Regions from separate parts of the Mus musculus genome. Here region 1 is linked to region 2. A link is a loop called in an ENCODE intact Hi-C map of the cell type or tissue named here. Cell type or tissue: heart. All regions are shown on one strand. Links, peaks and the distances in the headings refer to the core of each region. The heading gives the core; the rest is flanking DNA.

The links. A loop is a pair of places that touch in the nucleus more often than their neighbours do. Peaks named below come from ENCODE experiments on the same cell type or tissue, not always from the same donor. Only the 100,000 strongest peaks of a DNase experiment are listed, where the experiment ranks them.
Region 1: a loop joins it to region 2, with 5 times the contacts of the local background. A loop is called at or near these places in 10 of 42 quality-filtered maps.

The regions. Positions count from the first base shown.
Region 1 is chr10:121,469,933-121,485,583 of GRCm38, forward strand. It overlaps Rassf3 (Ras association (RalGDS/AF-6) domain family member 3), which reads right to left and starts at 6,318. Exons shown (of 5, transcript NM_138956.3): 1 at 6,071-6,318. The coding sequence starts at 6,178. In heart, for the core only: a CTCF peak has its summit at 6,997; DNase peaks (open chromatin) are centred at 4,609, 5,969, 6,539, 6,889 and 1 weaker place; H3K4me3 peaks cover 5,135 bases; H3K27ac peaks cover 5,107 bases.
Region 2 is chr10:121,405,724-121,420,766 of GRCm38, forward strand. Rassf3 (Ras association (RalGDS/AF-6) domain family member 3) reads right to left here. Exons shown (of 5, transcript NM_138956.3): 2 at 11,362-11,469; 3 at 10,343-10,565; 4 at 8,635-8,744; 5 at 4,627-7,362. The coding sequence ends at 7,213. Among named protein-coding and RNA genes, the nearest start is that of Gns, 48 kb to the left of the region's middle. In heart, for the core only: CTCF peaks have their summits at 4,079 (motif pointing right) and 7,245; a DNase peak (open chromatin) is centred at 7,318; H3K27ac peaks cover 1,161 bases.

The DNA.
Region 1 (15,651 bases), core at 2,585-10,584, 67 kb after region 2:
CAGGGCCCACAGGGTGGGAGGAAAACCCAACTCCGACAAGTTGTCCTTTGGCCCTCACAAAAGCACCAAAATACAAACTTACATATAAGTGTGCACACACACACACACAAAATAAATATGTGCAAAAATTGTTTTAAGAGAACTTATTGTGTAACGACTCTTTGTGTGTGCATGTGTGTGTAAAATTTCAAAAGTAAAGACAAAAGCAAGTCTGCATACTGATGATAGTTATGTTTGTCTATTTGTACACAAGGAACTACCTCACAACTGAAAAACGTCAAAGATGCTGGGTCTGAGTTGGCTGATATTTGATTTTATATCCATGAATGCTGGCAGTGGTCTGAATGCCAATTCACACACATACAATGGTAGGAAATTGCCATTTTGATTGTATGTTTAGGGTCATCTCAGAGAAAAGAGGAACTTGTGTCCTAATCCCAAACCAAAATTCACTTTTGCTTGTTTGTTTTTTAAAAACCAGATGGTTTGCCAAAGGTAGTGCCAGAAAGAAGCCTTTAACCCCAGTGCTCTGGAGGCAGAGAATTCAAGTCTAGCCTGGTCTGCGTACATACAGAGGCCCAGAGCAACCAGGGCTACATAGAAACAGCCTGTCTCAAAAACAAAACTAAATACTCGAACATAGCACAATTCAAAGATACACTAAACTGATATTACACATTGAAGAACAATAACAGGGAAACAGCTCATGTTTGTTTCCCATCATTTAAGCATGATGCTCTATAAGAGCAGAAAACCATTTATTTATTTATTTATTTATTTATTTAGCCAGAACAGTGTAGCTCAAAACACAGAACAGTCTCATGTCCACATGAGGCGTTTCAGGCAACAGCCATTAATTAACCTTGCGTGGTGTGTCAACATGCACTGTGCAAACTGCCCAGGGTGTGTGCACACAACCAGGGTGTAATGAAGTCTGTCACAACCAACACACCGGGTAAGGAGATTAATTGTGTGTTTGGTTGTGAATTTGTTTTTGGTTCAGAAACTTCTCACTGTAGTCAGATTTTTCTCTGTACATATTCAACTGAAGGATCCCCACGATTTTAAGATGCTAGGATGTGTTGGGGGCTGGAGAGATGGCTCAGCGGTTAAGAGTACCGACTGCTCTTCCAGAGGTCCTGAGTTCAAATCCCAGAAACCGCATGGAGGCTCACAACCATCTGTAATGGAATCCAATGCCTTCTTCTGGTGTGTCTTAAGACAGCAACATTGTACTCATATACATAAAATAAATCTTAAAAAAAAAAAAAAGCCGGGCAGTGATGTTGCACACCTTTAATCCCAGCACTTGGGTGGCAGAGGCAGGTGGATTTCTGAGTTCGAGGCCAGCCTGGTCCAGAGTGAGTTCCAGGACAGCCAGGGCTACACAGAGAAACCATGTCTCGAAAAACCAAAAAAAAAAAAAAGGAAGCTAGGATATATATATATATATATATATAAAACTTTAAGCTGTGCTTTCCAGGGCACACACATCACACAAGATGCACCTGGACATACACACTACTCTAGTTTTCTGCTATGGTTCCGAAAATTGGCCCAAGGATGTCTAATGTCCTTTGAGCCTCCTATTGTGACCTTTTGAAATGGCAGTTACTTATGCCAGGGAGGGAAGAGAAAGCAAGGGGCTGACATTCAGGGCTAAGAGCTGGGGATCAGACCCCACTGAGAAGAATGGGACTGACCTCGTGTGTGACTAGACAAATAATGGTCACAGGATGACAGGCACTGGCTGCCCAAGGAAGGCTAAAGAGAAGAACTACATCATTGGATATTTTTAGTCCTTTTTTTTTTTTTTTTTTTGTCACTGCACTCAAATCATTGTAAATCTTGCATGTTTGCCAGGAGAGGAAACACAGCCGCGCATACCGCTCATTCGAGGTTGCAGAAGGCTGGGGACTGATTTCCCTTTGAGATTCAGTGAGAGAAATATGCCTTTGTGCATCTTGCTGACACAATCACAAATGCTCAGTGGATTAAGACTGTAAGAACAGTCATGTCGGGGAGATGTGCACTGTAAACGGCTTCTGCCAGGCAAAAATGCTGGTGGGGGCTGTCTCAGCTGTTAACAGCACCAGCTGCTCTTCCAGAGGACCAGGGTTCAATCCCCAACACCCACATGGCAGTTCACAACTACCTCTTAACTCCAGTTCCAGGCTGCTCTGGCAACTCCTGGTCTCTGCAGGCATCAGGCAAGGATGGCGTATACAGACACTTGCAAACAAAACACCATACACATAAAATAAAATAATATTAAAAAAAAAAAGTACTGCTGGTGGAAATACTTGTACTCAGTTATATAGGATTAAAATTGATATAGCTAAAATACTGCTGATATTGGGAGCCACTTTTTGCCCAAGTGAACGACCTCCAAAACTTCCAGAAGAAACACTAATAAAGGGAGAGCAGGGGCTGGAGAGATGGCTCACTGGTTAAGACCACTGGCTGCTCTTGCAGAAGACAAAAGTGTGGTTCCTAGCACCCACACGGCAGCTCATAGCCATCTGGAACTCCAGTCCCAGGGAACCCAAGGTTCTGACCTCCAAGGTACTATATATACATCGTGCAGACATACATGTAGCAGGCAAAGCACCATACACAAAGGTTATCTATCCCCTCAGCTGGGAGGGAAGGCATGAGCCGGGAGGAAACTCAGTGCAAGCAGTGGAATGCTTGTCCCATGAGCACCAAGCCCTGGGGTTTGATCCCCAGCATCCCAGGAAACTGGGCATGACTCCCTGAACTTAGGGGGAGGTGGGAGGATCAAGAGGTTCAAGGTCTTACATAGAGAGCTGTGTAGCCCAGCCTGGGCTACATGGGACTGTCTCAAAAAAAAAAAAAAAAAAAAAAAGGCCACATAGAAGATTAGCAGATTGTATTACTAGTTTTAGGCTGCGCGTATGTTCTAGGCAGTTTGATTTTAGTAACTACAGAACATTTTTGGTTCTGCTTATAAAACTAAGAATAGGCGGCTCCTCTGAAGCCTGGCGAATCCACACACCAGAACTGAGCACTGCCAAGATATTCTGTGCAGCAGAGTCAGAATCCTAAGAAAGCCTTAGTATACACATGTCCATATTTAAAGGGAACACAGCATCTTAAGCTACGCTTCTGCTGAGAAAGCAGCTGACCCACGCTCCGGCCTTCCTAGCATCTAGTAGGGGCCTTAGACAGCCGCTCAACAGTCTCTCCTCTCCGAAGAGCAGTGTTCTTGGGAGAACCATGAGATAAGACACGTTTGAGAGCGGTGAAGAGCCAAGTATCTTCAAACCAGGAAAGGGATCATCTAACCAGTGTTCACTAAGCAACTGCACAGTGAAGCATTGGCTGGGGGGGGGGGGGCACATTAACACCCCCTCAAAGCCTCTTTTTTTTTTTTTTTTTTTTTTAAGACCAACATGGTACAAAATAAAAGGAGAAAAGGACACCATTTTCTTTATGACTCTTTCTGTTATCGTTGGAGATGGGGAGAAGTTGAATGTTTCCTGGCCTGGCAAGAGAAGAAAGAAAATGTCTACCCCTGACTCTCCAAACACACCCCCTCTCCTCAGCCTGTATTCAGCCGAGCCCTCTTGCTTTCTTTGAATATTCGCAAGGGTTCCAGAAACCATCCTTCCTAGCTTTCCCAGCAGGTGGTACAGCCTACGGGAGGCGGGCGGGGGGGCGGGGGGGGGGGGATCTGTGCAAGCAAGAATGGATCCTTATGGCTCTCCCCACCTTCTAGGGAAGAGGTAGAAGTACCCGTGTAAGAAGTGTTTCTTTTGCCCCTATAATCATATCAAAGTGAAGAAGTGTTATCTGACCCGACCCAAAAGACACACTCTACCGTTGGCGTGCATGGCTTTGCGAGCGTTACTTCCTCGTTCACAAATATGTAATCAGGAACTTAAGATACACTCACTTCTTTAAATAAAACACAAGTCGCTTGCTGCAATCCAAGGTGCAGACAGGCGTGGCTGCAGGGGCAGAGGAGGTAAGGCAGGTGGATCTCCATGCACTGAGGCCAGCCTGGCTCACACGATGAGTTCCTGGACAGGCAAGGCTATGTACAGACCATGTCTCAAAAATAAACAAACAAACTCAGGCTTCAGAAACCCTTCTAACCAAGAGCCCTTTCTTTAACACACGCGTGTGATGCCAGAAAACAGGCCACAGAGCTTCAAATAGACAGTGAATGGCTCCACCCAGGAAGTGGATGTTACTGCCCTGATTTTCAACACGTCATACAGTCATGTCAGTGCTCAATGGACAATATTGCATGATATATACAGACACAGTTAGAGGACGGTTACCAAAGTGGTTACGTATAACCTAGACTCTCTTAATGTACATAAACCTCACAGAAATGCTGCTTAAAGTGTGTGTGTGAAGGGGGGGGGGGTCTGGATAATGACCTTGAATTGCTGATCTTCCTGCCTGCACACAGACAGGCAGACAGACAGACAGACACACTACTGTGAACTACAACCCCATATTATGCAGTAAGTACTAGGCAAGCTACTAGCTACATCCCCAGCTGCCGCTTCAACTACTAAAAAGCAGGAACAAGATTCTTGACTTCCAACCACAGCATTCTGGCTGGACCCCCGTGGAGGGGACTCCCACACCGGTAGAATTCAAGAACCCCCTGGTTTTCTGGAAATTACCAGGCACTTCTGGAATACAAGTCAAACTGGCTCAAGCTCTTTACAAGGCAAACGGGAGGGGAATATGTAAAGTGGTGAAGAACCCCAATGAGGGAAAAACTAGATGAGAAAGGGGGAAAAGGCCATTTCTTGTCTGCCCCACAGGAGGTAGGCCAGGCAGTGTGGGAGTGGGAGTCGTGGGTAATCTCTGACTTCCAAATTCCCCCATTAGCACATTCTACTGAAAATAAAAGGTCACCCTAGTAAACGGAGCAACCTGAAGTCTGAGGATAAAGGCATGCTACCACCCACCCTAGCTAGCCCTTCACTAGGGGACTAGTTGTTAGCAATAATGACCTCATCCTAGCCTTTCACCCTCCTCCTCCTCTTAGTTTGGAAATCTAATAGACCAAAAAGCCTAGAACTTCCAAATCTGATAAAGGAGTTTTACTTTAGAAAACAACGGCCTGTTAAACTTAAAAGGGTTGGCAAGGGCAGTCTGGGCAGAGATTTCTCTCCACCAAAATCCCCATCACTGGGCCTCTGAACGATTAGTTTCTCTTGTTTTTCATCTCCAGAGTTGACAGAAACCTCTGGTGTGCGTCTGTGGTGTTTTTAGGAGCAACAAGTTTGTTCCGTTAAAGCTCCTATATCTGACGAGAGCGTGGCCGAGCTGGCCAGGCTCCCTGGTGCGGCTTCCAGGGCCAGAAGGCCACCGGTTAAGCGCCGACCTTACAAGTCCGGCCAAAGTGCCCCATTTGGAAGACGCCCCTAAAAAAAAATAATAATAATCCCTGTCCCGATCTGTGAAACTGGCACAACTTCCCGTACTGTCTTTTCCCAAGCCACGCTTCCCACGGCACCCTTCCTCCAAAAAAGGAAGAAATCGGCGTAAGGCTCAGCCCTCTGGAGCTAAGTCTACCCAGGACGTCCGCAGGACCCGCAAACCGGACCTGATGAGACCCAGACTTTAGTGAGCACCGACGATCGCCCGGTCCCTTTACCCTGCAGCTTGCCCGCACCGGGGCTGCTCGGTCACTTTGGGCTATTGCGTGCCCTCAAGCCACTCAGGGCCATCGAGCAAACTGCAGCTAGAAGCAAACTGCAGCCAGGACGGCGCGGTGACCCGGCCGTCGCCCCGAAGGGCTGTCGGGGGAGCCATCCCGAGTGGCCCGGGGACCTCCCGGCTCTTTGGAGCTGCTCCCGCAGCCGGCGTCCCCCAAGCAGAGAGGCCCAGGCCATCTGGCTCCGCGCCCTTCCACCTCCTTCCTTCGCCTCGGGCGGCCCACGCCCACTGCACAGGCTCCCAGCACCTTTCAGGCGCCGAAAGGGCAAAGGCCACTCTCAGAGCCCCGCAGCCCTCGGGCGAGCATCGCCCAGCGCGGGCGCAGACACGTGGAGCCAAGACCCCCGAGCACGCCACTCACCGGCTGACCCGAACGGGACTTGCCCGGAGGCGCTCTCCTGAAGAAGGAGGTCCTGGCGGTGAAGAAAAAGTCCTCGTCCTCCTCGAGGCTGCTGTAGCCGCTGCTCATGCTGCTGGTCCGGTTGCGCGCAGGGGGCCTCCCCGGGGCGCAGGCGGCCAGGCCGGGGTGCGGCGCCCGCCCGCCCCGTGAGGTTCCCGGCGCGCGGCCCCGAGCCGCCGGCAAGCCGTCCTGCTGCAGCTGCAGCCGCCGCTCAAGCCGCCGTCTGGTCCCCTCCCGCAGGATCAGCCGCCCTCTCCGGGCGCCTCCCGGCTCTGGTGCGCCACGACCCCGCCCCCTCCTGGACCCAGCCCCCCACGCCTGGCAAGGCCCCACCCACCTCAAACCAGACCCCGCCCAGCCAAGACCCCGCCCCCAGCCCGTCAAGGACCCAGCACACGCCACGCCCCTGCTACCAAGGCCCCGCCCAGGCCCCGCCCCACGGGCCTCCGCTGCTGCGTCCTGCCCAGCTCCGCGCGCGCAGGTGGGGCCCCGCCCGCGGCCCTCAGCCACGCCCCTCCGTCCTAGCACCGGTGGACTGTTGGAGGAAGGTGGGTTCGAGCACCGCCCCTGCTGGAACAGTTCTCCCGAGGGCTTCCCCAACCTCCCGGAATCTGCAAACTCCTCAGTGATTTCCCGTCACTGGAGCCGAAGTTTTGGAGAGGGCGGCAATATAATGGAGAACTTTTCCCACTCTCCTTCGGGCTCGGCCTTGGTGGAAACGGTCTGGGTCGAGGGGGTCGAGCCACGCGTGCGGCTGGCCCCTCCCAAACCGTTATAAGTTAGCAGAGGTGGGTGGGGTAAGAGCGACTGGGTTGTGCTTATTTGAAAGAAAACATCCTCTCTGGTTCTTTTGAACTTCGGTGGTAAAGCTTTCCCGCCTCCCTGTGGCGAAGGCGTGTCCCAAATGTGGATGGCTAAAGCAGTTGAGAATTTGGGGGACAAATTTCATAATCACCGAACAATCCAGTACTTTTAATTTAAATGCACTTTGGAAATGTCGCCTCCCACAAGCAACCTTACATGGTCACCCCATGGGGGAGCAAGTAGATTAGACCACTCCGTTCTCACCCACACAACAAAAAACAAGGTTTCCCTTCGGGAATCTGCTAAATTTTTAAAATGCGACTTTTTTTTTTTTTTTTTTTTTTTGCTTAGGGTGACCTGGGGGGTCGTTTTCCCCTTGGCGTGATGGAGTTGACTTGAGTCCTACTAACTTGCTTGCAAGAGACCTTGATGGGAAAGAGGGTTTGAAGCTTTAAGGCTGCTATGATATGCAGGCCGTAGCAGAATTTTTGTTTTGTTTTTTAAGGAGTTTTTTAAAAGAGAAACTCGTCATTGCTTATGGCTAAGCCCTTTTCTCCTCTACTCCCCCAGTGCTGTGACTAAAACATAAAGGTAGCAGTCGCCTTCAGGCTGAGACCCGCTGCTTCTGTGGCGTTTTTGTGTACCCTTCCTGGAATCAGGACTGAGTGCCTAATCGTCACTTGAGAACGAGAAGGGGGGAAAGCCAGACCGGAGAGAAGTCTGGGACAAGGGAAAGAAATGGCTCCTGTGTAGTTCCTTCCTCCCTCGGGCAGAAAGAAGGCTGACTTATCTGCCTTCCTGCAGATTTATTCACGTGTTCAGCATGCAAACTGGCCTTTCACTCCAGGGAACTCACCCCCAGAGGGGCCTTAGAGTCACAGCCTATTTTAAAGCCCTTACTTGAAAGACTTCTTCCCAGGCACCACTCGACTATGGATGACTAGAAAGCAGAGTCTGGCTTTACTCTTCCTTTAGCCGGAAAGCCTTACTTTACAGGTTCCTTGTGTACTTAGGAGCCAAATGTAAGAGAAGAGGACAATCACTCCATGCAAGATTTGTCTTCTTTAACTCCTACTGTGACATCATTCAGATAATGCCATATTGAAATAACAGGGGCTTCAGTTAAATACTCCAGTTTGAGTAGTGGGTGGGTTAAAGATTTATTGATTTGTTGATTTATTATGTATATAATGTTCTCCCTGCATGTATGCCTTTAGAGGAGGGTACCAGATCTCATTGTAGATGGTTGTGAGCCACCATGTGGTTGCTGGGAACTCAGGACCTTGTGACCTGAGCCATCTCTCCAGCCTGGGGTAAACGATTTAACAAACGTGTTTTATTATATTATTATATTTATATTATATTATCCATGCGTCACCTAGAGTAGACACAGACACAGAAACAGAAAAGATCTTTCATGGTTTGGATTGGTTTTTGTTTTGTTTTCTTTTGCTTTTGGGTCTCCTGGCTGTCCTGGAGCTCACTTTGTAGACCAGTCTGGCCTCGAACTCAGAAATCTGCCTGCCTCTGCCTCCCAAGTGCTGGCATTAAAGGCGTGCACCACCACTGCCCTGCCCTTTCATGATATTTTTTTTAAAGATTTATTTATTTATTATATGTAAGTACACTGTAGCTGTCTTCAGACACTCCAGAAGAGGGCATCAGATTTCGTTACAGATGGTTGTGAGCCACCATGTGGTTGCTGGGATTTGAACTCCGGACCTTCGGAAGAGCAGTCGGCGCTCTTAACCACTGAGCCATCTCGCCAGCCCCCTGATGTTATTTTTAAGGGGAAGAGTCTACATTACATTTTATGGCTGTCAGCACCCCATCAGAATCATTTAGGCTTGCTGCCTTTTAACTTTTAGAAATTAGTGTTTGTGGGCAGGTGCCCCTGCCATGGCTTGCCTGTGGAAGGAAGAGGGCAGCTTTGTGCTGTCAGTTCTCCTGACGTAGTTACACGGGCCCTGGCCCCTGAACCCGGGTGGCTGGTCCTGAACCACAGGCAACTTTACTGACTGACCCATCTCATTGGCCTCGTGAGAACCACTTGTTTAAAAAAATAATCATAATTCGGAAGAGGGGTAGTCCAGGGTGGATCACCTTTATTAACGGGGTCCTGGGGTTTTACTGAACAGGCCTGAAGCTAAGAAAGTCTGGTTCTGCCACGGGGTGGCACACGCCTTTAATCCCAGCAGAGAAGCAGAGGCAGGCAGATCTCTGAGTTCTAGAACATCCAGGGTCACATAGAGACTCCATCTCAAACACACACACACACACACACACAAAGTATGACTAAGGAAAGTCTCTGCTTCTAGGAACAAAAAGTAAAAGCCATATTTCTATATTTTTCACATAGCATCATTTTAAATAAAAGCTGAGTTTTAAGATTTGACTCACAGAGCCAGGCCGTGGTGGCACGCGCCTTTAATCCCAGCACTTGGGAGGCAGAGGCAGGCAGATTTCTGAGTTCGAGGCCAGCCTGGTCTACAAAGTGAGTTCCAGGACAGCCAGGGCTACACAGAGAAACCCTGTCTCGAAAAAAAAAAAAAAAAAAAAAAGATTTGACTAACGGGACTTAGAGATTGTAAAAAACTCAACATGCCTTGCTAAACAGTTAAACAGTCTTATCATTTAAAATCCAAGGAAAGGGAAGGGTAGAGTAAATAAAAGAGACTCAGGCAGGCTCAGGTTTGAAAGGCCTTATTGTCAAACACAGACGTGAATTTGTGAGTGGAGTGAATCACCACACATGTCCCACTGATAGAGGAGCCTATTGGCTTAGATTCTCATCAAATGCCTGCATAGCTTTTCTTTCCATGTTAATTGGGGAACATACTTAAAGTAAATGTATACAAAGTAGCTTTGTCAGAGAGAGGAGCAAAGTAATACATGCATCCTCTGTAGAGAAGGTGAGGGAGGCTAAGGGCTTAGTCCTGTACAGTGTCTGGGAAATGCTTTTCCGGCAGAATGAAGAGCGTGTGTAAAGGTCCTGTGGCAGGAGAGTGCTCGGCAGATCCAAACAACAGCCAGCACATCAATGTTTTCTAACTGTGTGAGTGGAAGGTGAGTGTTGGGAACTTTTGTCAGAGAGTAACAGAAAATCCCTAACAGATGTAGCTTGGTGGGCAGAGTACTTTCTTAGCATGTACAAGAGACCCTGGGTTCAATCCCCAGCACTGAAAAAAAAAAAAAAGGTAAAAATGTAACAACCACAGAAAAGTCACTGTTCTGTAAAGGTTTTTGCTTTGTTTTGTTTTTAACCAGAGATTTTGAGCAAAGGGATAATGATATTTGACTTGCCTTTATAAATCACTCAGTACTGAGCAGAGAGTAGAGTTAAATGATACAGGAACTTGGGGTCTAGAGGGATGGCTCAGTGGCTAAGAGTGCTAACTGTTCTTCCAGAGGACCCAGGTTCGATTCCCAGCACCCACATGGCAGCTTAAATCTGTCTGTAACTAATACCCTCATATAGACATACATGCAGGCAAGACACCTATGCACATGAGATAAAAACAAACATCTTTTAGAATGATATGAACACTCAAACAAATAAAACAAGGAGGTCCATTTTTTTTCACTCCTGAAATCAGCCAGCATGATTGTAAGGCATGTGTGACACAATCACATCTGTGTACCTGCAACTGCAGGTGAGGTTCTGACTCTGTGCTAAGACAGAAGATAAATGATGACACAGATTTATCCTAAAGGTCACACCAACTGATCACTATTTCATTGGTGCCGTGTGACATGAAGGAGGATGGCCTGTGGGACGGACAGGCCAGCGCTGGAAAGACCGCACTCACTCTTGCTTATTGATTATTTTCTTTATTATTTTATGTGTATGGACATTTTGCCTGCGTCTATGTGTGTGCACTTTGTGTGTGCCTGGTACCCCTGAGGCCAGAAGAGGATGTCAGGTCCCCTAGAAACAGAGTTATAGGCAACAGTGAGCCAACATGTAGGTCCTGGGATTTGAACTCAGGTTCTCTGTAGCCAGAGTTCTTAATTGCTAAGCCTCTCTCCAGTCCCTATACTCATTCTTATATGACCTTTCCCCCTCTTGGGACAGGGTCTCACCACATAGCCCTGGAACTCAGTATAGCTATATAGATCAGGCTTGCCTCGAACTCACGGAGGTCTACCTGCCTCTGCCTCCTGAGTACTGGAATTAAAGTTGCGCTACCATGTCCGGCTCTTGTGTGCCTTTTAATGTTAAGTAGCTACGCTGTGACACAGGTTTGTTTTCAGTAATGGGAATAACAATGTGCCCACTTTATTCGCTTTAGTTCATAAGGATTAAGTGAGAGAAATCTCATAAAACCCTTGGCAGAATGGAGACAAGCGAATGTGAGTCTTTTTACCCTAAAAATATCAGACCTTGATGGCTGCTCAGCATCTTTTACTCATTTCTTTTTGCTCGCTAAACTTTTTATCCTCGGATAAAAGTTCAGTGGCTGCTCAGGGCTTTGGCTTAAGGCCAGTCAGTCATGCTTGCCTTCACTACCACGATAGCTTTCAGTGTGGGTTGATCACACAGAGCCAACTATTGAGACACTAACTCGGGAGAGAGATAGAGCTTTTGGGTACCATCTTGTCACCTTGAAGAAAGACACCCCTCTGGGCCTGGGAATTCTGGAGCCAAATTATGGGCATAAATGACACCGCGACATAAACGACACCGCGAATCTCGCAAATGATTAAAGAGACTTCTTGAACCTTTTAATTAACAAGCTCTGAAACTGCCCTACTTAGGGCTTGTTATGTGAGACAATATGTGTTCTTAGCCTGGCATAGTAACACACACACACCTGTAGTCCCAGCTACTGAAAAGGCCTTGAGGCAGGAGGATTGCTTAAACTCGGGTGTTTAAAGTCAGATTGGCCAATATAATGAGAATCCCATCTCAAAATAAAGAAAAACTGTTGAACCAAAATTTTCTCTTAATAACTCTAAAAGGGGATTCAGAGATGCTTCGGTAGTCAAGAATTTGCTGTTACAAAGACACAATTTCTAAACCTAGCACCTATGTCAACACACACATATACATAAATAAAAATAATTTTAAATCTTTTTTTTTTTTAATTCTAGGAGAGAGCTGAGTGTGGTAGCATGTCCCTGTTACACTAGCATTCTGACACAGAGACCAGAAGGTCACACAAGTTTGCGGCAAGTGTCATCTATAAACTGGGTTCCAGGCCAATAAGGACTGCATCATGATTTTGACACAAACAACAAACAATAACAACAATGCCTAGCACAGCCAAACTTAGAGAAAGTTATGGCTAGGAACACATAGTATTCTTTTCAAGACACGGTTTCTCTGTGTAGCCCTGGCTGTCCTAGAACTCACTTTGTAGACCAGGCTGGCCTCGAACTCAGAAATCCGCCTGCCTCTGCCTCTTGAGTGCTGGGATTAAAGGCGTGCACCACCACGCCCGGCTACACATAGTATTCTTGCACAGGACTTGCCAGCACCCCTATCAGGCAGCTCACCACTAACTGCAAGTGCAGCTCCAGGCCATTGGACTCTCTCCTGGCCTTCGTAGGCACCTACACTTACATGCACACACCTCTACAATGCATGCACGTGTATATATATATATATATATATATATATATATATATATATATATAGCTAAAAATAGAAAGGTTCTTTCTTATGGAAGTTGATTACTTGAAGGCCAGAAGAAAACCATTTAGGATAGCCTTTCTGGTACCATCGGTGTCTCTTTGGTTTGATCTTTCCCCATCATTGTGGTTGTCACTCAGGTAACTTCCATTGTGTTCATGGCAAAGATAACATTGTAAGTGTAAGGCAGGGTGTTTGGTGGTTAAGTGCGTAGGATCAGGAATCAGAAGGCCCGGTTCAAATGTGTGATGGATGAGGATGGTGTGATCCACAGTAAGTTGTCTGACTTCACTGAAACCCCATCGCACATTTAGAAAGTAGGAAAATAACAGCACTCAGGTTGTAGCATTCTTCCAGAGATTATGTTCAATAAGGCTTGAAGAACTTAGTACCTGACACATAATGTGGTTCAGGTCATGTTAGCACATGAAGACAGATGCTCCATATTTGCACAATCTCAGGACCTAGAAAGGTCACATGCTACCCGTAAGCCTGAGGGTACTAGGCTGATAGCACAAAATGGAGAAGGAGGAGGGGAAGGAGGAGGAGTGGGAGGAAGAGGAGGGAGAAGAGGAGGAGAAAAGGAGGAAGAGGAAGAAGGAGAAAGAGGGGAAGGAGGAGGAAGAAGAAATTCCTCCCTCCCTCCCCTACAGCCTCCTTCTCTGCCTCTTGCCTGTGGATGAAGGAAGGTGTAAATTCTCAGCTGTGCCTGCCATCCTGCCTTCGCTCCACCGTATGGAGCAACCCTCTTAAACCATAGCCCAGTTAAATGCTTTCTTTATAAGTTGCTTTGGTCGTGGTATTTTGTCACAGTAATAGAAATATAATAATAGGAGGAATAATAGGAGGGAGAGAGCAGAATTGGAATGAGAAGATTTAAATTGCATTATATACATAATGCATACATATATATACACAGGGTTCTGTTGCTGTACCAGACACCACGACCACAGAAACTCTTATAAAAGAAAGCATTTAATTGGAGCTGGCTTACAATTCAGAGGTTCAGTCCATTATCTTCATGACAGGATACAGGGTGGCAGAGAGGCAGACATGGTGCTGGAGAGGGAACCAAGAGGTCTATATCTGGATTGGCAGGCCACAGGAGGAGAGAGACACTGAACCCAGTTTGAGCATTTGAAACCCCTAGTGACACACTTCCTCCAACAAGGCCATACCTCCTAATCCCTGTCAAGTAGTGCCCCTCCCTAATGACAGATGAGCCTATGGGGACCATTCCTGTTCAAACCACCACAGGTTTCAAGCTTAGGTCATGGCAGTTAAGAGGATTCCCACAACTATGTGAAATAAATACAAATACGAATGTCTGTAACTATGAGGATGACTCAAGAAGGTCCAGAAGGGTACAATTCAGATATGATCTTGATGTGGACACTGTGGGTTCCAACATATAAAAAAAGAAGGAGGGCTGAAGAGATGACTCAGTGGTTAAGAGCACTGACTGCTCTTCCAGAGGTCCTGAGTTCAATTCTCAGCAACCACATGGTGGCTCACAACCATCTGTAAGGAGACTGGATGCCCTCTTCTTATGTTTCTGAAGACAGCTACAATGTACTCGTATACATAAAATAAGTAAATCTTTAAAAAAAAAAAAAAGGAAGAAAAAGGAAAAGAAAAAAGGAAGGAAGGAATCAGCACTTCTATGTCTAACAGTTCATTTCACCAAAGAAATATAAACAGAAATAGAGCAAAATTATTCCAGAATAGAAGTGAATGTGAGGGAACTAGAGAGATGGCTCAGCAGTTAGGAGCCCTTGCCGCTCCAGCCACGGACCTGGGTTTGGTCCCCAGCAAGCACACTGAGTGGCTCACAACTGCCTGTAACTCCAGCTTAGGGAACTGAGCCCTTTTCCTGACCTCCTCAGGCACTGTAGCCATGTGGTGCACATACATACAGGCAGGCACACACAAACATAGTATAGTATCTTTAAAGCCTTTGGGCTGAGGAGATGACTCTGCAGGCTAAGTGCTTGCTGTGTAAGCATGAGGCTCTGAGTTCAGCTCCCAGACCCACGTAAAAAGCCAAGTGGGACAGATGGCATCCACAATCCCAGGATGGGGGGCTGAGACAGGAAGTCCTGAGGGCTTGCTGGCCAGTCAGTCTAGTCAAATCAGTGAGCTCCAGGCTTATCAAGAGATCAGTCCCTCGCCCCAATAGGCTGTTCTTATTGGTCATGGTGGCACACACCTTTAACCCCCGCAGTGAGGACCCAGAAGCAGGTGGATCTCTATGAGTTTGAGGACAGCCTGGTCTACATAATGAGTTACAGCACAGTCAGTGCTTTATAGTAAGACCCTGCTCCAAAATAATAATAATGATATTAAAAATAATAATCACAGTAATAAGGTAAACATGAAACATACCTGATACTGACTAATGGGCTCCATGCATACATACACCTGAATGCTCATGTGCAATGCACTTGTATATAACACACACGCACACACACACACATATACACATATGTACACACACGTACACACACATATACACACATACACATGCATACACACATACACACACATATACACACATACTCATACACACACATGCACACATATACACGTGTATACACACATGTATATACACATATATACACACATACACACATGTATACACACATGTACACACATGTACACACACATATACACACATACACACATGTATACACACACACACACACACACACACACACACACACACACACCTTGCATAGGTTATAGCTTCCTAAAGTTGAAAAGTCCAGTACCATGCTAACCCCAAGGTGCTCACTGATAATCCCACTCACCAGCACCTATGCTGGGTCACAGCTGAAAAGAAAGCCAAGCAAAAGAGACAAGCACACACATAATCAATAGAATTCCAGACAAGCACACACATAATCAATAGAATTCCAGACAAGCACACACATAATCAATAGAATTCCAGACAAGCACACACATAATCAATAGAATTCCAGACAAGCACACACATAATCAATAGAATTCCAGACAAGCACACACATAATCAATAGAATTCCAGACAAGCACACACATAATCAATAGAATTCCAGACAAGCACACACATAATCAATAGAATTCC
Region 2 (15,043 bases), core at 1-8,000:
GTCCCCTGCCCTGCCCTGCCCACTCCTCCCAGGCAACAGACCTTAAAGGAAAAGCAGGACAGTTCCTGCCCTGTATTTCAGGATTAGCCCCTAAATCGGTGGCTCTCAGCCCTCCTAACACTGCGACCCTTTCATACAGTTCCTCTCATTGTGGTGACTCCCTGTCTTAGTCAGGGTTTCTATTCCTGCACAAACATCAGGACCAAGAATCAAGTTGGGGAGGAAAGGGTTTATTTGGCTTACACTTCCATACTGCTGTTCATCACCAAAGGAAGTCAGGACTGGAACTCAAGCAGGTCAGGAAGCAGGAGCTGATGCAGAAGCCATGGAGGGATGTTCTTTACTGGCTTGCCTCACCTGGCTTGCTCAGCCTGCTCTCTTATAGAACCCAAGACTACCAGCCCAGAGATGGTCCCACCCACAAGGGGCCTTTCCCCCTTGATTACTAACTGAGAAAATGCCTTACAGTTGGATCTCATGGAGGCATTTCCTCAACTGAAGCTCCTTTCTCTGTGATAACTCCAGCTGTGTCAAGTTGACACAAAACTAGCCTGTACAATTGACCCCTTGTCAACTTGACACACAAACACATCACTAGTAAGCCTCAACCCTTACATTCTTATTCATCCCCAAGATCTAAATAACTTTAAAAGTCCCACAGTCTTTACATATTCTTAAAATTTCAATCTCTTTAAAATATCCATCTCTTTTAAAATCCAAAGTCTTTTTACAATTAAAAGTTTCTTAACTGTGGGCTCCACTAAAACAGTTTCTTCAAGAGGGAAAATATCAGGGCACAGTCACAATCAAAAGCAAAAATCAATCTACAACTGTCCAATCTCTGGGATCCAACTTACGATCTTCTGGGCTCCTCCAAGGGCTTAGGTCACTTCTCCAGCCATGCCCTTTGTAGCACACGCGTCATCCTCTAGGCTCCAGATGCCTGTACTCCACTGCTGCTGCTGCTCTTGGTGGTCATCTCATGGTACTGGCATCTCCAAAACACTGCATGACCCCTTCAGTCCTGGACCTTCAATTGCACCTTCACCAATGACCTTCCATGGCCTCTCACAGTGCCGAGCCTCAGCTGCTCTGTGTGACCCCTTCATGCCTTCAAAACCAGTACCACCTGGGTGACCCTTACATATTACCAAGTCCCGCTGCAGCAGGAGTACAACCTTGGCCATCTCTGGAACACAGCCTCTTTGTGCTTTCAGAAAACACTTCCCAGAAGATGTCACCTCAATGATGCTGGTCTCTTCTTAATCACCACTAATTTCTTAGCTCCAGCTAACCAGCATCAATAGTCCCAGTAATGCAAAGTTTTTGCTTTAGTAGTTCTGGTATCTTGTTAATCACAGCTGATTCTTCAGCCCCAGCTAACCAGAACTACACAATCTTCACAATCAAAACAGCAATGGCCCTGAAAAGAGTCTTTAATTTTCCCTCTGAAATTTCACAAACCAAACCTCCATCTTCTGCAGTGTTCTCAACATTATCTTCCAAGCTCCTACACAACATCTGACAGAGCTCTTAACAATGGATGGATCTTCAAGCCCAAAGTTCCAAAGTCCTTCCATAGCCCTCCCCAAAACATGGTCAGGTTGTCACAGGAATACCCCACTCTGCTGGTACCAATTTGTCTTAGTCAGGGTTTGTATTCCTGCACAAACATCATGACCAAGAAGCAAGTTGGGGAGGAAAGGGTTTATTCGGCTTACACTTCCATACTGCTGTTCATCACCAAGGAAGTCAGGACTGGAACTCAAGCAGGTCAGGAAACAAGAGCTGATTCAGAGGCCATGGAGGGATGTTCTTTACTGGCTTGCCTCACCTGGCTTGCTCAGCCTGCTCTCTTATAGAACCCAAGACTACCAGCCCAGAGATAGTCCCACCCACAAGGGGCCTTTCCCCCTTGATCACTAATTGAGAAAATGCCTTATAGTTGGATCTCATGGAGGCATTTCCTCAACTGAAGCTCCTTTCTCTGTGATAACTCCAGCTGTGTCAAGTTGACACAAAACTAGCCTGTACACTCCCCATCCACAAAATTATTTTGTTGCTACTTCATAACTGTAATTTTGCTACTATTATGAGTTATAACGTAAATATCTGATATGCAGATATTTACAGCCATTCGACTCCCACAGGGGCCATGACCCACAGGTCCTAATACAACCATTTCCATAACTGAAGCTCACCAGTAACTGAGTGAGTGGAAAGGCCCCCCTCTTCCAGCACAAACCTGCTTTCCTGTCTGCCCCCCAGAGGGGAGGTAGTGTTTGCTCTAAACACTTTGGAACTTGAGAACAAGATGACCAAGAAGCTGGGCTGTCAAAGGCTTGCCCATCACTCACACCCCACCTTGGGACTCAACTATGAGTGTAATATTCGCATTAACTGACTGAGAAGTAGATAGTTACTGTTACTATACTGTCGGCCTTTTGAATAAGGCTTGGTACGTGATTAGCACCTAGTTGACATGTTGATATAGGTTGTACCAGATATAGGTTTCCCCTTTCAGCAAAACAAAACACCCAATTAGGACTACCTGACAGCACCCCAATGCAGCATTTGTATTCTACCCTTCTCCAAATCTCTCAGAAGTCTGTCCCTCTTGTGTGTTACACACTCACAACACTGATCCATCGTGTGAGCCTCGAAACTGTGAGAACTCCCCACCAGCAAGCAAGGAACCCTGCAGCGAACACCCGCAAGATGGCCTCTTGTAGTGCTACCCACGGCTGAGGGCCTGCCCAGTCCCCCCAACTCACTACACACTAGACACTAACAAGGTCCGGGGTTACATGGCTATAAATCTGGGCTCCCTTGGCCCCCTCCTCAGATTAATTTTACTAGGACAGCCCCCAGAAGGCTGGGAAATACCCACCTGTATGAGCTGGCTTATTACAAAAGATACAGATGAAGAAAGTCACTGGGCAAGAGCTCTACTCTCCAAGCTCTCTAAGTGGGGATGGGGCGGTTGTGGAGCGCTAAGGAGCCTTCACTACACAAGCATTCAGTGAAGCAGAATCAGCCCAGCAGGGCGCGGCTCTCCAGGCTGCTCTTCCTCTGTGTGCCAGCCGCCTAGCTTTCTTACAGCCAAGAGGCAGGACCCCTTTTGAAACGGAGTCCTATGCTACACTTCAAATAATTTACTGTTATTTGTATTAACATTACTATTGACATAGTGACGGAGATGGAACTTGTCTAAGAGTTTCTATTCCTGCACAAACATCAGGACCAAGAAGCAAGTTGGGGAGGAAAGGGTTTATTCAGCTTACACTTTCCACATTGCTGCTCATCACCAAAGGAAGTCAGGACTGGAACTCAAGCAGGTTAGGAAGCAGGAGCTGATGCAGAGGCCATGGAGGGATGTTCTTTTCTGGCTTGCTTCCCCTGGCTTGCTCAGCTTGCTTTATTATAGAACCCAAGACTACCAGCCCAGGGATAGTACTGCCCACAATGGGCCCTCTCCCACTGATCACTAATTGAGAAGATGCCCCACAGCTGGATCTCATGGAGGCATTTCCCCAGCTAAGGCCCCTTTCTCTGTGATAACTCTAGCTTGTGTCAAGTTGACATACAAAACCAGCCAGTACAGAACTCAACCCAAGGGCATTTCCTTTTCTCTAAATCGTTTTCATTTTTAATTATGAGCATGTGTTTGGGTGTGGCACGTTGAGTGCTGGTACCCACAGAGGCCAGAGACCCGGGATCTCCCTAGAGACTGAGTCACATGCAGAAGGTTGTGAGCACCCAGGTTTGGTTGCTTGGGGACTTACCTTTTTCAGTTCTGGAAAAGCAGCCAACACTATTCAACCTCCGAGCCACCTCTCCAGTCTCACAAGATGATGGTTCCTTTAGGGCCAGCTCCAAGACAAAAGGTCAGGAAGATTTGCTTCCATGACCTTCATCAGTGAAGAGAAATTCACATTTCTATGCTTTGTCTTGGGGGAGGGAGTAAGGAGCCGGGAGTCCTGTGGAAGTGCCTCCTACCCAGGATCTTTGGAAAGAGTTTGGCAAAAAAAAAACAAAAAAAAACAAACAAACAAAAACAAAAAAAGCTGTTCCTCTCATGGCCTCCAGGGGGCAGCATGGCTGAGAGAACACCTTATGCAGCCTTGAAGACGAATCCAAGACAACCTGTCCAACCCATTTGTACAAACAGTTGCAGGAATCTAAAACCAAACATGCCCTGCTGTTGAGGTGGCTTCTTGCAGGTAAAACCCGGCAAGTCAAGTCTGGCAGGGGTGGACCGGGGCCTCTGAGGACGGCCTGCTTCTGCTGGCAGGAGGAACGAGAAGTCTGTGTCCCGAGAGCTCTTTTGGTGTTTGCGTGGTTTTTGATGGGTTCCCAAGGCATACATTTGTTTTCACAGGGAAAACAATTTCAATGTGCAGGACAGGCAGACATGGAGGTAGAATAACAAAGAACAATGACATTTGGGAAAGTGTGCGCCCCCTCTCCAGAAAAACACAAAGCCAAAACCATATCTTTGTAAACATTACTGAATTATGGAATGTTCTTCTAAAAAAAAAAGCTTGTTCCAAAACTGTGACTAAAATACACACACATATATATTACACATATAGTAGCATGTTATCATAAATAAAGACATACAAATTTATCAACTAACAACTTCAATTTTTAATAATAGGAACAATTTTGCCATTCCAGACACAATTTCAGGGGAGAAAAAAAAATCTGCCCTATAAAAATAAAACTTAAAGTCCTCAACATTATAAATATAGCTTTTCACTTTAGATTTAAAAGCTTCCCTGCGCCACCCTTCATTTACCACCATCCCTGTACCATCACATTCCGAAGAGAAAACAGCATTATAGCAAAGCTGGCTTTCGCTTTACCGGAGAATCTGAACAACGGTTTAAAATATATATATATATATCTCTTTGGCCTCTGGGGCTCCTTTTCTTCCCTTATGCTTTATGCTTCCTTTATGCTTTTTCTTCCTTTATGCTTTAAAACAACGGCTGCTGTAGTAACCAGTGTTTGAGCGAGAACATCGGTCTTCAGGAACCTCGGACTGGCAGATCTTCAGGTGAAGTGCACACGCCATCGAGCGAGGTTTGGAGGCATACGGAGGAGGGAGCTGCTTCATACAGTCTACTTCAAGTAAAAAAAAAAAAATTCACAGATACCCATCAGCTGCTACTTTAGCGTCTAACAGTGTCTTAATCAGAGAAACCAATGCCTCACAAACGCTAGGCACACTGGGAGGAGTAGTCAGAAGACCAGGTGGCTGGTGGCAGCATACACAAACCCAATGGTAAAACCAGTACAAGAACCACGAAGGCATTCCCTGAACAACAAAGGCAGCGTGTCGGATGACAATGTCACTAAACCTCATTGATGCACGAAAAAAGAAATCACATGCAAAATTAAACAAGATGTGCCATTCATATTTTATAGCTAGCTCTACTTTTTTTTTTCCCAACTCTTTCTAATAGCTTAGAAGATCCGATTGTCCAGGGAGCTTGCATTAGCATAACCCACACTTGGATCTGCCTCCCACAGGGCGACATTCTCTGACAAGTCAGGAGGGCCACCTCCAAGGGACAGATTCTCGATAGAAGGCACGGTTCATAGAAAGGCTAAGAGCTGGGGCACCTTGGAATTTCCAAACGATTCCATCGGGTGTCACCGTGTTAACAATTCCTTGGGAATTTATAAACAACAAAACCTATCTAGACTAGAGGCAGACCAACCGTAAGGCCCCTCCGGAATCGGAACACCCTTCCCTCGGCTCTCCGATTTGCAAGCTGCTGTGGAAAGTGAGGCCATTGCGCCTGTCTATTGCACATGCGTCTCTTTGGTTGGAAGGAACATGCTCGCTTGTGTTAAAATAGTTCCATAATTAACACTGTTGTGCAGTCAGCTGGGTGTGGACTTTCCTTCCTTGGGGCCCTTAGTTAAGTCTCTGAAGAGGCAAGGATGCAGTAGGACCCGGCCTTTAATCAACATCCCTGTCTTCTACTTTGTAAGAACAACTTTGAAGAGTGATTGGGGCTGGGAGGCGGGGGAGGGGGGAAGCAGGGGAAAGGGGCAGAGGAAAGGAGGATGCAATAAACGGAAGAGGGTGATTGTCACAAAGTGTGCTGTGAGCCCTGGCCTTGCTATATCTTCTTTCTAGCTAACAGCTGAGGGGAAGCAGCTGCCCCTACCCAAACTCCTTTTTAACTCAGAGAGCAACCTCTATGTGTGGGGGTGGGGGTGGGGGTGAGAACCTACATTAACAGGGATCAGCACATGGCCAGGCCCCACCTACACAGAGAAGCTAAACCCCAGGCCATCCGCTCCACGCCAGCGGGTCTCAGAACCAGCGGGTCCAGAACCAGTGGATCTCAGAACAGATGTACAGGTCAAGTCCAGCTGAGGCACACCTACCTGTGGACCACCTCAGTCAAGGTTAAATCCACTGCGGGTCGGCTGCAGTTTGTGGATCCCTTTGGGCTTAGCTCCTGGCTCTTTGGCTCTGACCCCACATTTTACCACTAGCAAATTAAGCAATCTTTAACCAAGCTCAACATTGACCCTGAATGCTTTTAGCTCTTTTACAGACAAATACACCTTTCTCCTCTAACGCTAACTTAGAAGCCACACTACCTCCCCGAGCCCTGGGCCCTTACCTTCCCTCTACCTTCCCGACTTGCTCTCTACTTTCTTTGTCAAAACTCTTCCAAACTCTTTTCCCAGTCCCCCAGAGTTCCTAAATTCCTGTGTCCTTCAGTTCAGGTGGGTAGGGCTGCTCCAACAGAGAATGAAAACATGCAGGTAGTTTCACCGTAGAACACGGTCTTAGCGGTTGCTTAGTGAAGCCTTAAAGCTCATCTTTGCATCCTGAAGGTTACCAGAATCACGTCACTAAAGTAACTAGTAGAAGACAGGGGGCCTCAGCCCAGAGCTCATGCTTCCAAGCACGCTGGGATGCCTGATGCCCAAAGGCTCACAGCTTGCGAGAGGTAACATCGCCATGCCAAAACAGAACAAGCTTGTGGAGTCCCTTGTGCCAGTCCCTCGTGAGGCGCAAGATGCTGCGTGACCAGGCTTTGACAACTGTGTCTACAGAGAAAAGAGGAAGACCCTAGAGTGGCCGGGCCACGAAGACAGCTCTCTGAGAAGAGAGGCAACCAACGCGACTCTCTTGTGCGTCCCAGAACAGTGCCTTCCGGGCAGGGAGAGCCCTCGGCCTTAGCCGGGCTTCCACACCTCGCCCAGGGCTTCCTCCAGCTTCTGCCTGTAGGCTGTGTAGCGCCGCTTCAGGCTCTGCAGCTGCTCATCCTCTTCCTTGTCCAAGATGCGCAGGAAGTTCTGCAGCTCCGGTAGGCTGAAAGCTTCCCACTGTCGGGGGACAAAGGGACAAAGAGGAAGACGCCATGACTGGATCCAGGAATAATGCAGACAGGATCACTTCAGTGTTCTCCCCGAAACCAAGGGAGGGTGGGCCCCCCTCCCACCGCCAGGGCAAGGTTTTGCTGTGTTGTACAGTCTAGCCTTGACCTCACGATCCTCCTGCCTCACAGTCCTGAGTATTGGTTTTATGGCTTCCCTCCTCTCCTAGTCAACCCCACAGAGAATCAGCTCCCCACGTCTGCATGTGGTACACATGCCCCTGAGATGTAAAGGTTGTCCTCCACACGTATGCTGTGGTACACATGCCCGCAAAATGCACTCACACATACACAATAATGAGAATAAGAACTACTTTAAGAAAGCCTCAAGCTGGCCAGTGGTGGCGCACACCTTTAATCCCAGCACTTGGGAGGCAGAGGCAGGTGGATTTCTGAGTTTGAGGCCAGCCTGGTCTACAGAGTGAGTTCCAGGACAGCCAGGGCTACACAGAGAAACCCTGCCTCAAAACAAAAACAAAAACAAAAAAGAGGCTCAGTACCACTCTCTAGACCGTTTCTGAGTGGAAGGCTAGAATAACCAGAGGCTCTGCCTCCGGGTCCCTATCTATCTATCTATCTATCTATCTATCTATCTGTCTGTCTGTCTATCTATCTATCCGTGGCCCAGGTCTCCTGACTAGGCCATTGAGCAGAACCTGTTCTCTCAGCTTTAGAACTGCTCCACGGGACACCTCACACGTCCTGAGTCTGAGACCTGGGCTGGAGAGTTTGCACCAGGATCGCTGAACGCTGACGGAGGATATACAGGGCGGCCCAAAAATGGTTTTCAATGGGCACCCCAATACGTCGTCCTTGGAGAGAAGAGGACACATGCAAACAGAAGTCCCGAGTCATCTGACTGGATGTAGAGGGGAGGGGATGCCAGGCCCGCGTCTTGTTGGGTTTCCTTGCTCTTGGGAGCCTTTTCTCAGCAGCAGATAATGGGGAAGGTGAGGCTGGGATTAGAGTCCCTGGAACTGGGACAAAGAGGTGAACACTGCTCTCTGTGTGAGCGTAAGTAAGAATTCTTTCCTCTGACCTCTGAAGAGCGCATGGCCACATAATATTCTAAGAGAATCATACCTGTAAGCTAACTAGGGGTTCACTTTGGGTGATTCAAAATCTCTCTCCTTTGCTGCCCCGCCCCCCACCTCCTTGAAGCAATAAAGCAGGCCAGCTGTTCGGGGCCATCTGATGCCACCGTGACCTCTCCCTCACTCACCTCTCCAATTTCATGCTCTCGAAGAACAAAACTAAGGGTGTCGGTTCTGGGCCCTGCTACCAAACGTAGGTACAGCGGGTGCTCCCGGTCGGAGAGCTTGCAGGCATACACTGAGGAAGGAACACAAACAGCGTGTTACAGAGGACTCCAGTGTTCCTGAGACGGTTCCCCCACCCCACCCCACCACGTCACAGTAACAGGACACATCTCTCTCTCTCTCTCTCTCTCTCTCACTCTCACTCTCTCTCTCTCTCTCTCACACACACACACCCACACACACCTGTGACACACCACAGTAACAGGTAGACTCCCCGAGCCTCTAGATCACCATTCAATCACACTAACAACACAGTCCCACAAACCTAGTATACACCGAGCCTTGAAGAGGAAGCGATGAGTTCCAAGAATAAGATGAAATAGGAATTTGCATCAAGCGTGCTATGGTGATTCCGTCTGTCCCTCCCTTCAGAAAGATGGGACACTTTGGGGTGGGGGAGGGACCTTAACCCCTTTAAAAACCATGAAAACATCTCAACCAAACAACATGGTTCCAAAACTCCCAGGAGCAAACGTCTTTGCAGACTGAGTAAGACCCAGCAGACCAGGCACTTATCCCACAAGCACAATGCGTCTTTACGGATGTACACAGACGTACTTTCACATACAAAGATTTGCCATCCATGGGGGTGGGGAGGGGGGTGGCCAGCGGCTCAGCTGGACACTGTCATTTTAGATTGTGTGGCTGACATCTACCTGCGCTGGCAAAGTCGCTGACAAGCAAAAACTGTGTCCCTTAGCACTTCAGATGCAACCACAGTGCAGTTTCTTGGAGGTGGCTGCTCCTCCGCCAGGCTGCTGAGCCTATGGCTTCTGACTTGCCTATCTTTCTGTACAGGCTGGGAAAAGCCATGTGTCACCCTGCGCAGCTAAAGGACATTACTGTCATGTCCAAGTCAGTACATTTTCCACTATGGCTGCTTTAGGCTTTTCCCAGGGAAGACGTAAGTAGCTGACTGTCACTTATTGCTTGGAACGTAGACACCAGCTTCCATTCCAACTTTCCCCAGGAGATTCTAGTCTATTTCCTGAGGTAGTCTAATGTTCGTTCTACCCACTGGGCATGCGTGTGAGTTCAGGGAGACCCGGGGTCAGCACTCGTTTGTTTTTACCTGTGAGCTGTACAGGTGCCTCTTTTTTTTTTCGAGACAGGGTTTCTCTGTGTAGCCCTGGCTGTCCTGGAACTCACTCTGTAGACCAGGCTGGCCTCAAACTCAAAAATCCGCCTGCCTCTGCCTCCCAAGTGCTGGGATTAATTAAAGGCGTGCACCACCACTGCCCAGCTCTGTACAGGTACCTCTTGGCCAAAAACTTCAACCACAAAAGTGTTCTCTGGCATGTCAAAGGGCACTGCTGTCATTGCTACCACAGCCTCACCAAACCTGTCCCTCTGTGCAGCACACCAGCAAGTCCTCCGCACGAGTCGTCTCATACAGAAGCCTAGAGGGCCCTCAGGCCTAACACTCTTCAACTCAAAATACGAACAGGAGCATTCAGAGAGATCTGCTTGTAGATAGAGTGTGGCTTCCACAGTCTGTCCCTGGCCTCTGACAGACACAGTTAGACATGGCGTCTATCAGCTGTCCTTCTGCTAATGAGTAAGAGAGGCAGGAACAGACAGACCGCTCTCATTTTAGGTGTGGCCACGTACCTTGGTCTTCCCGGTGACAACGCTTATAAAGCGCAAACTTGGTGGGACTCTCGGTCACCAGAAACTTCCTGAGCAGAGCCTCGATCACTTCCCCCACGGTGTTTGTACTGCTGATGTGAAGCGTGTTCATGCAGCCACCGCTGCTGGGCTCGGGAGAGGGCTGGGCAGGTTTGCAGAGTTCCATCTGCACCTTAATGAAGCCAGTGTAGATCCCATTGGAATTCTGAAGAATGAAGAAAGGTCACACTGAGCGGGTGGCCAGCAGGCTGGAAAAGGAGCAGATCTAACCCACACGGGAAGGCGAACAGCTTTTACCCATTTTTTTTTTTTTTGTCTTACACCAAAGAGTGCAGAGAGGGGCTACCTCAGTGGGAAATTCATACAAGATCTGCAGGGCAGATGCAGTGGAGGAAACATGCTAGCCCTGAGGTTTGAGCTTCCAGAACCTTCTGGGATGGATCAGCACCCACTGAAGAATACACAGTCCTGTGTGGCACACGCCTGTCAGACCAGTGCTGCCTCGAAGCCTGGAGTGTATCTCAGCTCGGAGCTCAACACCAATCTTCCACAAGAAGGAAGGTTGTGTGGAGGGCTCTGAGACACCCAAGTCAGCAATAAGTTGACACTAGGAAAACAGGCTGGCTTTATTCCCAGGGGCAAGGGGACACACAGCAGATGACACTTCTGCTACACTCATTAGTGCAGAGCATACACAGCATGTCAGACACTCACACCTCCCACCTAGTCAGGGCAGGGTCCCTCATTCTGTCCCTGCTATGGCTGCTGCAGCCGCAGCTCTTGGGCAGCCCAGGCTACCAGTCCTGAAAGCCCCTGCACAACTCTCCATCTCTCTGTAGAGTGTCGGCGTTACAGCTGTGTGCCGCCCCATCTGGCCTCTTCATGGGCCTCAGGGATCAAACCTGCCAGCTTGTACTTTTACACACACACCCCAGCCAGCACCCTGCCCCTATCCATCCGTCTTTCCGTGAGAGCCAAGCCCAGCAGGCAGGAGTACTTACTAAGGTCATCTTCAGCTTGTCTGTAACGGCTGAATTGTATTTATGAACTTTCTCTTTGATTTCCTCTTTGCTGAGGTAATTGTGCGTTTCCTTCTCTTTCTCCACATCCTAGAAGAAAAACAAACCCTGATCATGCATGGACAGCCACGGGGGGAAAGGGGGGCAAGCGTGCAGATAAGCCAGGATTCTTCTGTGTCCCACAAAAGAGCAGCCAGGTGCGTTGCTCCCCGAGACACAGGCAGCTCTAGTTTACCATCAAGAACACCAGGGTCATCTGCCAAGCAGGCCTCGTTCTTCCTAGGGGTAGCAGAATGAAGTCAACCCACCAGTAACTAGAAACAGCACTTTGCTAAATATTGTCCTGCAAATCTGTCTTTGCTAAGTTCCTTCTGAAAAATATACTTCCCCAGAGTACCTGCTACTGGGTATTTCTCCCTCTGAGGGTTGTTTGTGTATCTGCATGCTTACTTTTGAGACAGGGTCTCATTACGTGGCCCTGGCTGGCCTGGAACTTGCTATATAAACCAGGCTGGCCTAGAACTACTAACAGAGACCTGCCTGCCTCTGCTTCCCGAGTGCTGAGGTAGTTAAAGAGGTTCCTCAAAGCCTCCCCTGAGTCCATTTTATTAATGTCATGGTCTCTACAGCTGTACAGTGTGCCTTAGCAGAAAGGAGGGAATGAAAACTAAGTAGCCAGCAGTAATCACCGGCCTGTCAGACTGTGCACAACTACCAGAGGGTATATTTACCTTCCCAATAGTCTCTGTGCCAAGATATAAGTGACCAGACTCTCTCCCCACCATGCTATTTGGCCTTTCCCCATAACATGAAAGGGGAAATACTTACTGGTTAAGTTCTTTCCTGATCCTTTAGAATTCACTAATAATTTAGGATCTAAAGGCCTCAAACAGTGCGTGTATATCCTACCTGGTTTTATGTCAGTTTGACACAGGGTAGAAGGAGGTAGAAGGAGGCAGGGAAAAGGAACTTCAAGTGAGAAAATGCCCCCCACCCCGGACTGAACTGCGGGCAAGCACGTGGTGCATTTTCTTGATTGGATGATTGATGTGGGAGGACCCAGCCCACGGTGGGCGGAGCCACACATGGACTGGTGGGCTTGGGCGCTATACAAAAGCAAGCCAGGCAAGCCAGTAAGTAGCAGACCTCCATGGTCTCCGCCACTGGTTCCTGCCTGGAGCTCTGACTTCTCTGGATGGTGACATATTTGATCATAGTATCTTATCCCAGCAATAGAAACCTAACTAGAACAGGTGCAGCCATGTGTCCACAATGCCTAACTATAGCACCTGGAGAGTCAAGGACACCAGGCACTGGCCTGGATGGCAGGCCATTCTCCAATCCACCGGCAAAGCTGGCGTAATGACCCCAGTGTCCACGCAGAACAACTGCAGTCTAGTGAGTGAGTTAACTTGCCAGATGAGACTTAGCTGCTGAGTGGAGCCTCATCCCAAAGCCTGGGGATGCTCACTAACCCAACTGTGTGGCAGCCTGTATCTCCACACAGGCATTTCATTGAACACGTCCTCAAACAATGAGCTAGCTAGTCTCCCTGTGGTATAGACAGGAAACAGGAGAGGTCTACAGAGTCCATCGGCCCTCCAAGAAGTCCCCACTAGTTACCTGAACAAGTGCTATCTTAATCCAGATCCTACATCTTTTGCACTAAATTACACAGGTCTCCAAGGCCCTGGTGTAGACAAACCATTTTCTTTGAAAATGCAAAGAGCGTGTGTACAGTCGGGTTCAAACTCGAAGCGACTGGAAAAAGAAAGTATGAAGATATGCCTGTTCCAGCCAGCCAGAGCGCACCATGCTCACGTCTGGATGGATATTCTCCAGGCTAGCAGTTGTTCACTGTGTGGCAATGGTACAAACACACCAGGAATGGTCACCGTGGAAGCCGCTGGAGGAATGCCGTGCCGAATTCAGAACGGCTCTTAGGCAAGCATCTCAGCAACAGCAGGCTCCGTTGTTGACGTCCTTTGGTCTACCACTGGGCCTCAGGCCTTGCTCACCCTCTGAGTCTGTTTGCTCACTTCCTGCTAAGTGACCAGTCTGGAGTAGGTCATCTCTGAAGAGCTCCTGACCTGAGCGCAGCGCTGTCTGCAAAGATCTGATCTGATCTGAGCGCAGCGCTGTTTGCAGAGATTATCTGATCTGATGGCTGATCTCTCTCAGGACGCGGGAGGGACGGGGTTCCATGTAAGGGATCAAGGACGTCAAAGGGCCCCCAGACCACTCGCTGCACACAAACATCATTGCATGTAGGTCCGGGGTGTCACGCGGGCGAGAATCCTAAGGAAAGGAATGGAAGGGGGCAGAGGATAGCAAAGAAAAGGACCAGGGCTTAGGCCCCCTCGGACCAGAAGCCCACTGGCACTATGAGAAAGATCAAAGGAGCCATGACCCCAGGATGACCCACACCTGAGGGCAGAGGAGGAAGGCAGATAGATCACTATCTTTACTTCTCAGAGACTAAACCGAGGCAAGACTGGAAAGCATCAAGAGGGCTGGAGCTCAGGGCCTACGGGACTGCTCCTGGGTTGAGCACTTTGCTATTCAATGATCAACCGGACAGTAAATCCTAGGAAAGCGACAGCCCGGAGCTGGGTTTTTAAAAATAATAAACTGGGGGTTGGGGCTGGGGGTGGGGTATCTACTCATGTACCCACCATACAGTGCTTGAGGAGGGTGGGGTAAGAGACCCAGGGCTCCCTGCAGCTGTCCCGTCTCAAGGAGCCTGTTCCTTGGGTAGCCTGGCAAACACAGGTGCTTCAACTGCAGATAGTGCAGACACAGAGCGCACAGACGGGGCGGGGGCGGGGTGGGGAATGACAGACTCCACATAGCGCCCGAGCTGGAGAAGGACCACAACCTTGGACAACTTGTAGACTGCTTAAGCCTTTACGAGACACTCTTGTCTGCCAGCCTGGGAGAGAACCCTCCAAATGCACGCACATTCTCGATGCGCCTCGGGTGGCAGCAGAGGGGTGGGGAAGGAAGATGGCAAAGATTGGAGGCAGGGTTAGGCAGTGGCACAGCAGACTATAAACAGGATTCTCACTGCAGGGCAGGAGGGGAAGGGCGGGGAAGGGTAGGGGCAGCCGCCTGTGAATGATGCATGGCTGTTGCCCTTGGCAGCCAGGGAGGGGCTGGTACCACACCCCAAAGCATCTGTCGGGCAGGGTACAAGTCATTTCTGTCTGAGGCCACAAGGAGAGCTCGTCTATGCAAAATTCTAACTCTAAACCCACCCCTGGCATTTCAGCCTCCGTGTCCGAGGAGTGTAATTTGGGTCAGACTCACTTCCAGGGTGGAGCCCCACTTCCAGGCTGTTTGTTTTCTCAACAGCGAACTTTCTCAGGAGAGACACACCCACCTACCTCACAGACACAGAGAGCCTGCGTCCAAGGCGCATTCTTTCTCATAGGCTTTCTAAGGATAGACGGACCCCCTACAAGTCTGAGAGGACCTGGGAGTCACTTATACTTTCCTGGCTAACTCTGAAGCTACACCAGAATTTTAAAAGCAAAACCACTGAACAACAAAGGCTCAAACAGCCGGGTTGTGGTGGCACAGGCAGAGGCAGGTGGATCTGTGAGTTCGGGGTCAGCCTGGGACTTACAAAGCAAGTTCCAGGACAGCCAGGGCTACACAGAGA